2 separate regions of the Homo sapiens genome follow, and region 2 is linked to region 1. A link is an interaction called in ENCODE POLR2A ChIA-PET data of the cell type or tissue named here. Cell type or tissue: OCI-LY7. All regions are shown on one strand. Links, peaks and the distances in the headings refer to the core of each region. The heading gives the core; the rest is flanking DNA.

Evidence for each region. Peaks named below come from ENCODE experiments on the same cell type or tissue, not always from the same donor. Only the 100,000 strongest peaks of a DNase experiment are listed, where the experiment ranks them.
Region 2: POLR2A ChIA-PET joins it to region 1 with 7 read pairs; 4 of 35 experiments call an interaction of 5 or more read pairs at or near these places.

The regions. Positions count from the first base shown.
Region 1 is chr12:66,899,241-66,903,636 of GRCh38, forward strand. It overlaps LOC124902956 (a long non-coding RNA gene), which reads right to left. Exons shown (of 2, transcript XR_007063353.1): 2 at 1,880-4,396. It also overlaps a transcript of GRIP1 not described here. Among named protein-coding and RNA genes, the nearest start is that of GRIP1, 220 kb to the left of the region's middle. RefSeq lists an enhancer at 1,942-2,151. In OCI-LY7, for the core only: no CTCF peak of the experiment used is centred there; DNase peaks (open chromatin) are centred at 2,101 and 2,511; H3K4me3 peaks cover 1,131 bases; H3K27ac peaks cover 2,024 bases.
Region 2 is chr12:67,261,109-67,265,504 of GRCh38, forward strand. No RefSeq gene overlaps it. Among named protein-coding and RNA genes, the nearest start is that of CAND1, 6.1 kb to the right of the region's middle. In OCI-LY7, for the core only: no CTCF peak of the experiment used is centred there; no DNase peak of the experiment used is centred there.

The DNA of each region.
Region 1 (4,396 bases), core at 128-4,127:
GGCTTAAAGGGAGCTCTCTCATTCACTAGTCAATGAAACACTCATTCAGTGAAATGCTGCTGTCAGGACAGAATGTACTTCCTGTAGACATCATTGGAAAGAAACTGTTCCTGTCCCATGTGAAAAAAAATTTTTTTTTTTGAGTCAGGGTCCTGCTCTGTCACCCAGGCAGGAATGCAGTGGCACGATCATAGCTCAGTACATTCTCAAACTCCTGAACTCAAGTGATCCCCCACCTCAGCCTCCTGAGTAGCTAGGATTACAAATTCACGCCACCATACCTGGCTATTTTTTTTTAATTTTTTATAGAGATGAGGTCTTGCTATATTGTCCAGGCTGGTTGAAAACTCCTGGCCTAATGCAATCCTCCCATCTTGGCCTCCCAAAGCACTGGGATTACAAGCATGAGCCACTGCATCCAACCCATGTGAGATTCTAACCTCATACAACTCATCTTTTGCTATGGGGTAGATACTAGACTTCAATTGCTCATGCATGCAGAACTACTCTGTCCTATACTTCTCTATCCCACAACTACTGCAATGAGTGCTGCTGTGAAATGTCTCTGGGCCTCTTTGAAAATCTCCATATTCACAGGAGAACAAAGAAGGGAACAGCAGAAATAGCTGTGAATACATTCTCCATTCTTGGGCAGGACCAGTCTATATATGTGATTTTCAGGCAGGCACTTCCTGCCTGAAAATGTCCTCTTGAATGCTAGCAGAAATAGCTGTGAATACATTCTCCATTCTTGGGCAGGATAGCATATGTGATTTTTAGGCAGGCACTTCCTGCCTGAAAATGTCCTCTTGAATGTTAGAAATAAGTGGAAAAGGAGGAAATTAGAGTTGGGAGAAGTAAAGAGATTGGTGAAGCAGGAATAGATGTTTTTGTATTACAGTCATGGAAAAGGTAAAGAAAATAGTATCAGGTGTGATTAGGCTTGTCTGTATATAATAGAAACTCCCAATATGTGGCTTAAACAAGACAGGTTTGTTTCCTCTTCAGATAAATGAAGTAGAGATGTAAGCATTTGTTATGAATGTCTGTACCCCTCCAAAATGCAAAAGTTGAAATCCTAACCCCCACCCTTATAAAAGAGACCCCAGAGAGCTCACTCTCTCCTTCTACTATGTTAGGACAGAGGGCAAACACTGCCATCACATCTATGAAGCAGGAAACAGCCCTCACTGGACACCAAATCTGCCAGCCTCTTGATCTTGGACTTCCTAGCCTCCGGAACTGTGAAAAGTAAGTATCTTTTGCTTAAGCCACCCAGTCTTAGCCTGAACTGACTAAAACAGACACATACACTGCTATAGCAGGTCCAAAGTCATCAGGAACTCTAGAGCCTATCTTTCTACATAGTTTCTATCTGCAAGGCCTAAGGTGGCTATAGTGCTTCAGATATTACATTTCAGGCAAAAAGAGGAGGAAGAAGGGAAGGGCCAAAAAGATTTCCCTCTCAACTGAGTCAGCCTGCTTCACATAGCCTTCCCGAAAGCACACCCAAGGACTTCTACCTAATCTCATTGACCACCCATGGGAAGCTAGGAAATAAGAGTGTGTATCTGGGCACATTGCCAACTGGAAAAACATCAGGTTTCTAGGAGTAAATGGAGAATGGATATTGGGTAGGCAACTAGCAGTTTCTAAGCTAAAAGCTAAGACAAAATACTTTCGGTCTTGGCTCTTAAATCCTGCATGTTTTTTGAAAGTAGGAAGGGAATGCACTGCTATTTCCCTAATTTGACATTTCTCCCATGGGAGTAGAGATACATGAATGAAAATGAACCAGAATATTTAAATCAGCTGCATGGAAATTTATCACTCACATCTTCCAAATTATTTTTAAGTTTAAAATGAAAGGAAATCTTGATTACATGGGTTAAAAGAACAACTTTATTATATCAGAGGGAGCTATTCAAACTGAAATGTACAGCTTTGTTTTGAAAACAAAAACCATCCATTAGAGGGGGAGTTAGTTCATCAAAAGAAAGAATGAAACCAGTAAACATCTGCAATTTCACATGATGAGGGGAACAAAATATAAAGCTCAGTTATTTTAAGCAATAGACAAAAGAAAAAGTGAAAGCAGAAGTAGGCCTAAGACTTGTCACTCTTGCTGCCACAGGGCATACCACTCAATCACTCCGTGTGGACACATCTGGTGGAAAGGGAGGCCCTCCATATTTCACTCAGTTCTGCTTATGCTTCTTGAGACCCTCCAAATAGAAAAATCACATTATATATTTTGACAAGAGGCTTTCTTGTTTGCAAAGGTATCAAATAGTCTTACAAGGGAAGATGGCACACATTAAGAGATCATTTTTATGATGAAGAATAAAAGCCCTTCAATTCAAGGCTATGTCAGGAAAGCTGGGATGTACAGTAGCCTTAATAAACTTGGATTGACCTTTACAATCAGGAACTATAAGACTCTACCTGAGACTTACTGTTCTGCAAATGACACCTAAACCACAGGTCCAAGTCTCATATCCGGTCTGAGGGAAACCTGGCATCAGGCAAGAGACACGGAGCAACAGGAAGGGCAAAGACCTGCTCTTATTTCCTTGTTACCTTCTCACTGCCATAATGAACTAAAGTTCCATTGAGTGTTCCACAATTGTATTGTAATGTTTGGGAAGCAACGGCATACATAAAGTCTTCTCAAAATTATAATGCATTCAGCAACAAAAAACTTTAAGTATTTCTTGCTGAGTTGATCCTTCAGATCATGTGCATATGGGCAGAAAACATGAGCTTTGCAGTCAGAAATACTTGGTGGAGAATTAAGACCCATGATTCACTGGGCAAGGGTAACACTGGGAAAGCAATTAATATTTTTCACATGCAAAACTGGGGAACTAGTTCTTTACAGTGGTGTTGCAATGATTCAATGAGATGATACACAGCAAGCACCTGGCACTTAGCAGATATTCAACAAGTGTTAGAATCTCTCCCTCTCTCCCACCTCCCCAGACTTCTTTCCCACTCTCAACAATTCACTGTTTTGGATTTACATTCACATATTTAGCAAAATTTGATCATATTAATATATTATGAGGTTAAATGAGAATGCCAATCATATCACCAACATGGATTAAAAACTTTTGTTCCTTTACAATGTGACATTAGTCATAGACCTCCAAGAAATAGCTGGCCTGAGGGATGGTTTCAGGCAAAGATTCTGGGATGGTGCAGAAGTATGTGAACACCACCAGCTTCAAATCTCAGATCAGCTGAGCAGTCTCCCAGATGTCATTCAGCAGTCTTCCTCCTATACTCAGTCCTTTGCTCCAGGACTAGAAGACAACTCGTGAAAACTGCCAGTTTCATTCATCAGCTCAAAGTTGAGGTTACCAAGTAGGCCACTTCGGAATATTGCAAAAGAGATACAGGGAGAGATGAAAGTGAACTGGAATTTTTCATACCAATGACTTAATATGGGAAATAGTGACAATCTTCTGGGAAAATTCACTTAGACATCATTTAATATATTTGGATATAGACACAGAAATACTGATGTTGTTGTTTTAAGAGCTTGTATTTCGAATGAAATATAAAGACCCTTAAATGCATATTGTTGTTAGCGCTTTTGAATTATTGAACAGTAAAGATACATGTTCTGCGTGAAATGTTCATTTCTTCAATGCTTGGAAGTGAGGTACTAGGGAAAGCTTCACATATACGTGACAAATTAGTTGCTAAATTCTGTTTTTCAGACCATGGAGTTCTGATTTGTTTATTTTTAAATACATTATTTATACAAACACAGTTTTTTTTAGAGTAAATGCAAGAGAAGGGTATAGAATTAAATAACTAGTCAAATTCTGAAATAAGACAAAACTACCCATTAAAATACTTTCTTGTTAATTCACTTTAATGACTGGGAAATCCTTGACTTATTACTATGCTATGTAAATCAACATGCAAAAAAGCATTAAAAAAATTTAGAGCACTACACCGCAATCCATAGTTATTTATTTTGACAATTCTAGTTGTTTTAATTATTCATTATAGTACTTTATGGCAGAGTGTAAACGTGCTGCAGTATTTTTTTTTTTTTTGTAAGTTTAAAAGTCTGTGTATGGCAATACTTCAAGAGCGCTTTTTTCCTCCCATTAAATGTTTTGTATAATCAGGAAAGAGACTGCCTTTTAAGTAAACTTTCAAGGTTATTAACCAACACAGTAGAATAAATTATGTCCTACTCCTCACCTACTTTTACAATTTGAAGATTTTGAAGAAAGATAAATTATTTTTTAAAGAATATCTCCAAAAAAAATATTGTGAGCTTTGCCTAATGAAATTCTTGAGGTTAAGTTTTTAGTATTTCAAGGCTTCTGTTTGAAGGGGAGGTAGGAAAGAAAACCACAGATATCAAGTAATCAAA
Region 2 (4,396 bases), core at 258-4,257, 360 kb after region 1:
GTCCAAGAAAATCAATTTAACATTTAATGTATTAAAATTATACAAAAAGATTGTTAAGGATAAAATAGTGTTTGACTTTCTTCTTTAAGCTATATTTACATAAATATATTGTCAATATATATTCCAAAACTATATAAAATTCCTATAATTCTGTTTCAATATATATCGATAATAATTATATGAAGTTATTATGTGCCACAAAAGTAACCAAGCTTTAACCATGATTACTTTAAAACTTTTGTCATCCACAATTGTTTTAATTATTTTCAAAACAATTTTATAATCAACTATAAAACTCTAATAAATACTCTTAAATACAAATATCTAATAACTTTAAAAATTATGCCAGTAAAATAAAAAAAATTCAAGACTCCCATAAAACCTACTGTGTTCATACATATCAAACAAAACAGAAATTAATTACATAAACTATACTATTAAAAAATATTTTTATAACTTTTTATTTAAAACACTGTTAATTCTTCTGTTTTACAAAGTCCAAAAAACTTTTTCTTTTTAGCTATTGACAACTTTCAACAGTCAGATAAAATACACTCCTATAAAGAAAATTTAAGACATATTTTTCTCTAGCTAATCTCTCCAAAATTTACAAACTATTTATACATATACTTAATTTATAACAATATTATTATTTACATAAATTCAATAAAAATCTATTTTCTTTTATAACACAATTAAAAACACTATTTTACCAAAATTTTAATTTAAAAAACATACTTACAAACTACTTTAAAATATCAAAATTAACCTATAAAGCCAATAAAAGCCCCTTAAAAAACTAACCTCATACCTTGTCTATACAGTGTCTATACAAAATTCTTAACCTATAACAAATAAAAAGTGTCACTTTCTAACAGGAACCACAGCCCCAAGTTTTCTTGAGACCTCAAAAGAAAAAATTTGCCCATTTAATACAAATATTTAAAGACACAAATAAACCCATGACTGGACTCAAAACTTCAAAAGATCTAATCTAAAATTCCCTATAACAAAGTTCCAACAAAGCCAATTTTTAAAAAAGCCTATATGACAAATAATTATTCTTACTGACTTTACACAAATACACAAGCCAAATACAATAAAACTAAAACTTATTTTGCCTATAAATTTGTCCTATTATAATTTGTCTTTAATAAAAACAAAAACTAAAAAAAGTTTCAAAAAAACCTAACTATAATACACCTGTAATTAAATTCTAGTCTTATCCACTGTTTTTGAGTTTTTATTATTTTCTATAATTTTAACTAAATCCTAAATTCTTTCTAGAGTACAAATTTCCAAACTAATATTTTCAATTTTTTTCTTTTATTTTTCTAACTTAAACTCAATAAAATTACTACTACCTCTTTCCTGAGGCTTTACAAACTAAAGCTTATTCCTTATAACACAGACAAAGAAAACGTCAAATTACTACTGCCTTCCTCCTCTATAACTAAAAGTACTTTAACATCCAAATAGTTTCCAACATTAATATTTGCTTTTCTATTTCCATAAAAATGCCTCTTAATAAACTTTTTTCTGCCTTCATCACATAAAAAGGCCTAGCCCATGTACAATACTACCTTCTAAATAAAACAACTAACTAAACTAATCCACCCTCATAAACTAAACAAGACTTAAAGCCACCTTCATAAATATTCATATCCCTATTTACAGCCTATTAAATATATATATTAGCCAACGTGTCATCACATCCAATTACAATTAACAATAAAAACCCTACATAATTAAAAAATTCAAAAATGCCTCAAATAGCCCTACAAAATATACACCAAAAAATTAAATCTATGTGCGACCCTACATTGTCACTAAATCAATAGGGGACATTCTAATTCAAGTCAGGACCATGTTAGAGACAAAAACTACTTATAACATTGGCCTGGCCTACAGGGGTAGATATATCCCTGTGTTATAAAACTTACTACTATTATACCCTCTATGTAAAACTGTAAGACAGACTTTCCCCAAAACTTTCTAAACCTCAAACTATAACACTCCAATAAATATTGTCTATAGGCCCAAATACTCATAAATATTTCCAAATCCAAATAAATCAATTCCATTCTAATACCCCCAAACTATGCCCCTTCTCAACAAAAAAATAGCCAAAACAATTATGGCAGCCATTTTCCATACAAATAAAATAAAATTTGACAATAAAAATTACAACCAAACAGCTTAACTTCAAACTGCATTTTAAAACTTTTTTTCCTTTCCAACTTTCTCCCCAGCCTCAAAATATAACTTGAAAATAAACTACAAATGTATTTTACAACCTCAAAATGTTTTCTTTCCTCCCTTCTCCCAATCTCAAAATATAACTTTAGACAAACTATATATCTGCTTCCTTTTGCCTTAAAATACAGCCTCAAAATGTACTATAAATCGCCACTCCCCTTCTTTCCCATACTATACTCCCATGCGTTATGCATATTTATTTACTTACATCCTTGTTAAGTACATGCCACACTGACATATCTAGTCATATATTTCCATTAAAACGTCAAAGGCCAAATCCTAACACAAACCAGACACCTCCAAAATTCTCTCCCCAGTCAAGGCTGAAACTCAATCCCAGCTAAAAACTGACTACAGGCCAGATGCAAAGGCTCACACCTGTTATCCCAGCACTTCGTGAGGCCGAGGTGGGAGGACTGCTTGAGCCCAGAAATTTGAGACTAGTCTGGGCAACATGGTGAAACCCCATCTCCACCAAAAAAAAATACAAAAAGTTAGCTGTGCTGGATGGTGCATGCCTGTGGTCCTAGCTACTAGGGAGGCTGAGGTAGGAGAGGATCACCTGAGCCTGGGAGGTCAAGACTGCATTGAGCCAAGATCACACCACTGCACTCCAGCCTGGGAGACAGAGTGAGACCCCATCTCCAAGAAAAAACAAAAATTGACCATAAAATTGACTGCAATTAATTTGTAACCTAATTAAAGCCCAAAATGACACCAGGGCCTTCACCAAATAAAACAACAATTCACAATAAGTCATTAAAACAAACCGTGCCACCTCATACCCACTTCCTCTCCTACATTCCAAACCCCTCTCTCCTTAAAAATCTCTATCTTCCCTCCACAAAGGGAAGAGTGGAAATTTTTTAAAATTTCACCCATTCTTCCCCTTGCTAACACAAGTAGTAAAGTCTTGCTCTCTTTCTTTCACATGTCATTATTATTTTGACTCCTTTCTATAAACAAATGGCCGAACCCTTTTGCTGGTTACACGTCTAGTTGTTACACTTCCATAGTGCAGATGAAAAATGAGAGGTTACTTGATTTCTTCAGTTTACTCTTTGATGTCAGCCCTCCAAGTTGGGGTATGAGTGGCACAGGAACCCTGAGTTCCAGAATAGCTAAGTGGTGGGACTAGCTGATGATCCATTGTCCTCTGATGAAGCCACATTCTGGAAATGGAACTCCTTGAAAACCTCTTCGATCCACTGCAGGCATTTGCCTTCTCTGACAGCATCCATATCTCCTCACCAAGGATCTGAAGACATAAGTTGCAGAATCTGGTAGACCGAATACAACTTGGGCAAAACAAGAAGCATCTTCCATTCAAGTCCCTGCTGTTTGTCAGTCATGGGGTCAACCAAGCTGGAAATCACCCATACTGCCTCCCATTCAGTGCCTGGATCCATGATGTATTTAAGCACCAACCTCATGGCATGTGTTCCTGCAAGGTGGCACTGCCCCACAGCGATCAGCCCCTCTCTTGCACTCTCTCTTTGCTATTTCATGGCACTCATGTTGAGGCTGTTTTCACTTCACATTGAGCACCTTGGTTCATTCAGGTTCCCTGGGACTCTGACCATGCACCATCATAATATCTACTGGGAATCTCCACCAAACTTTCACACAGAAACCAAATGACATCCTGATGAGAAAAGAATGGACTACAGATGGTCTGAAACAATCTGTTCTTGAAGTATTTTGAGGATTGCCAAGGCAAACGGTGTCCTTACTGAAAGTTCCCCTGCTGCAAATAAAAACTCCATGTTCTTTAGATCCATCGGAAACAGGAAAACATTGGAATCAAGGGTATAACCCCCTACAACCATATCTCGCTGCCAACACTTCCCTTACCACCTGATTTTCTCCAGGATGTTATCTGACACATGTAGAGTTTTGTTTGTTTGTTTTTAGATGGAATTTCACTCTTGCTGCCCAGGCTGGAGTACAATGGTACAATCTGGCTCAATGCAACCTCTGCCTCCCAGGTTCAAGTGATTCTCCCGCCTCAGCCTCCTGAGTAGGTGGGATTACAGGTGTGCGCCACCATGCCCGGCTAATTTTTTGTATTTTTAGTAGAGACGGGATTTCACCATGTTGGCCAAGCTGGTCTCGAACTCCTGACCTCAGGTGATCC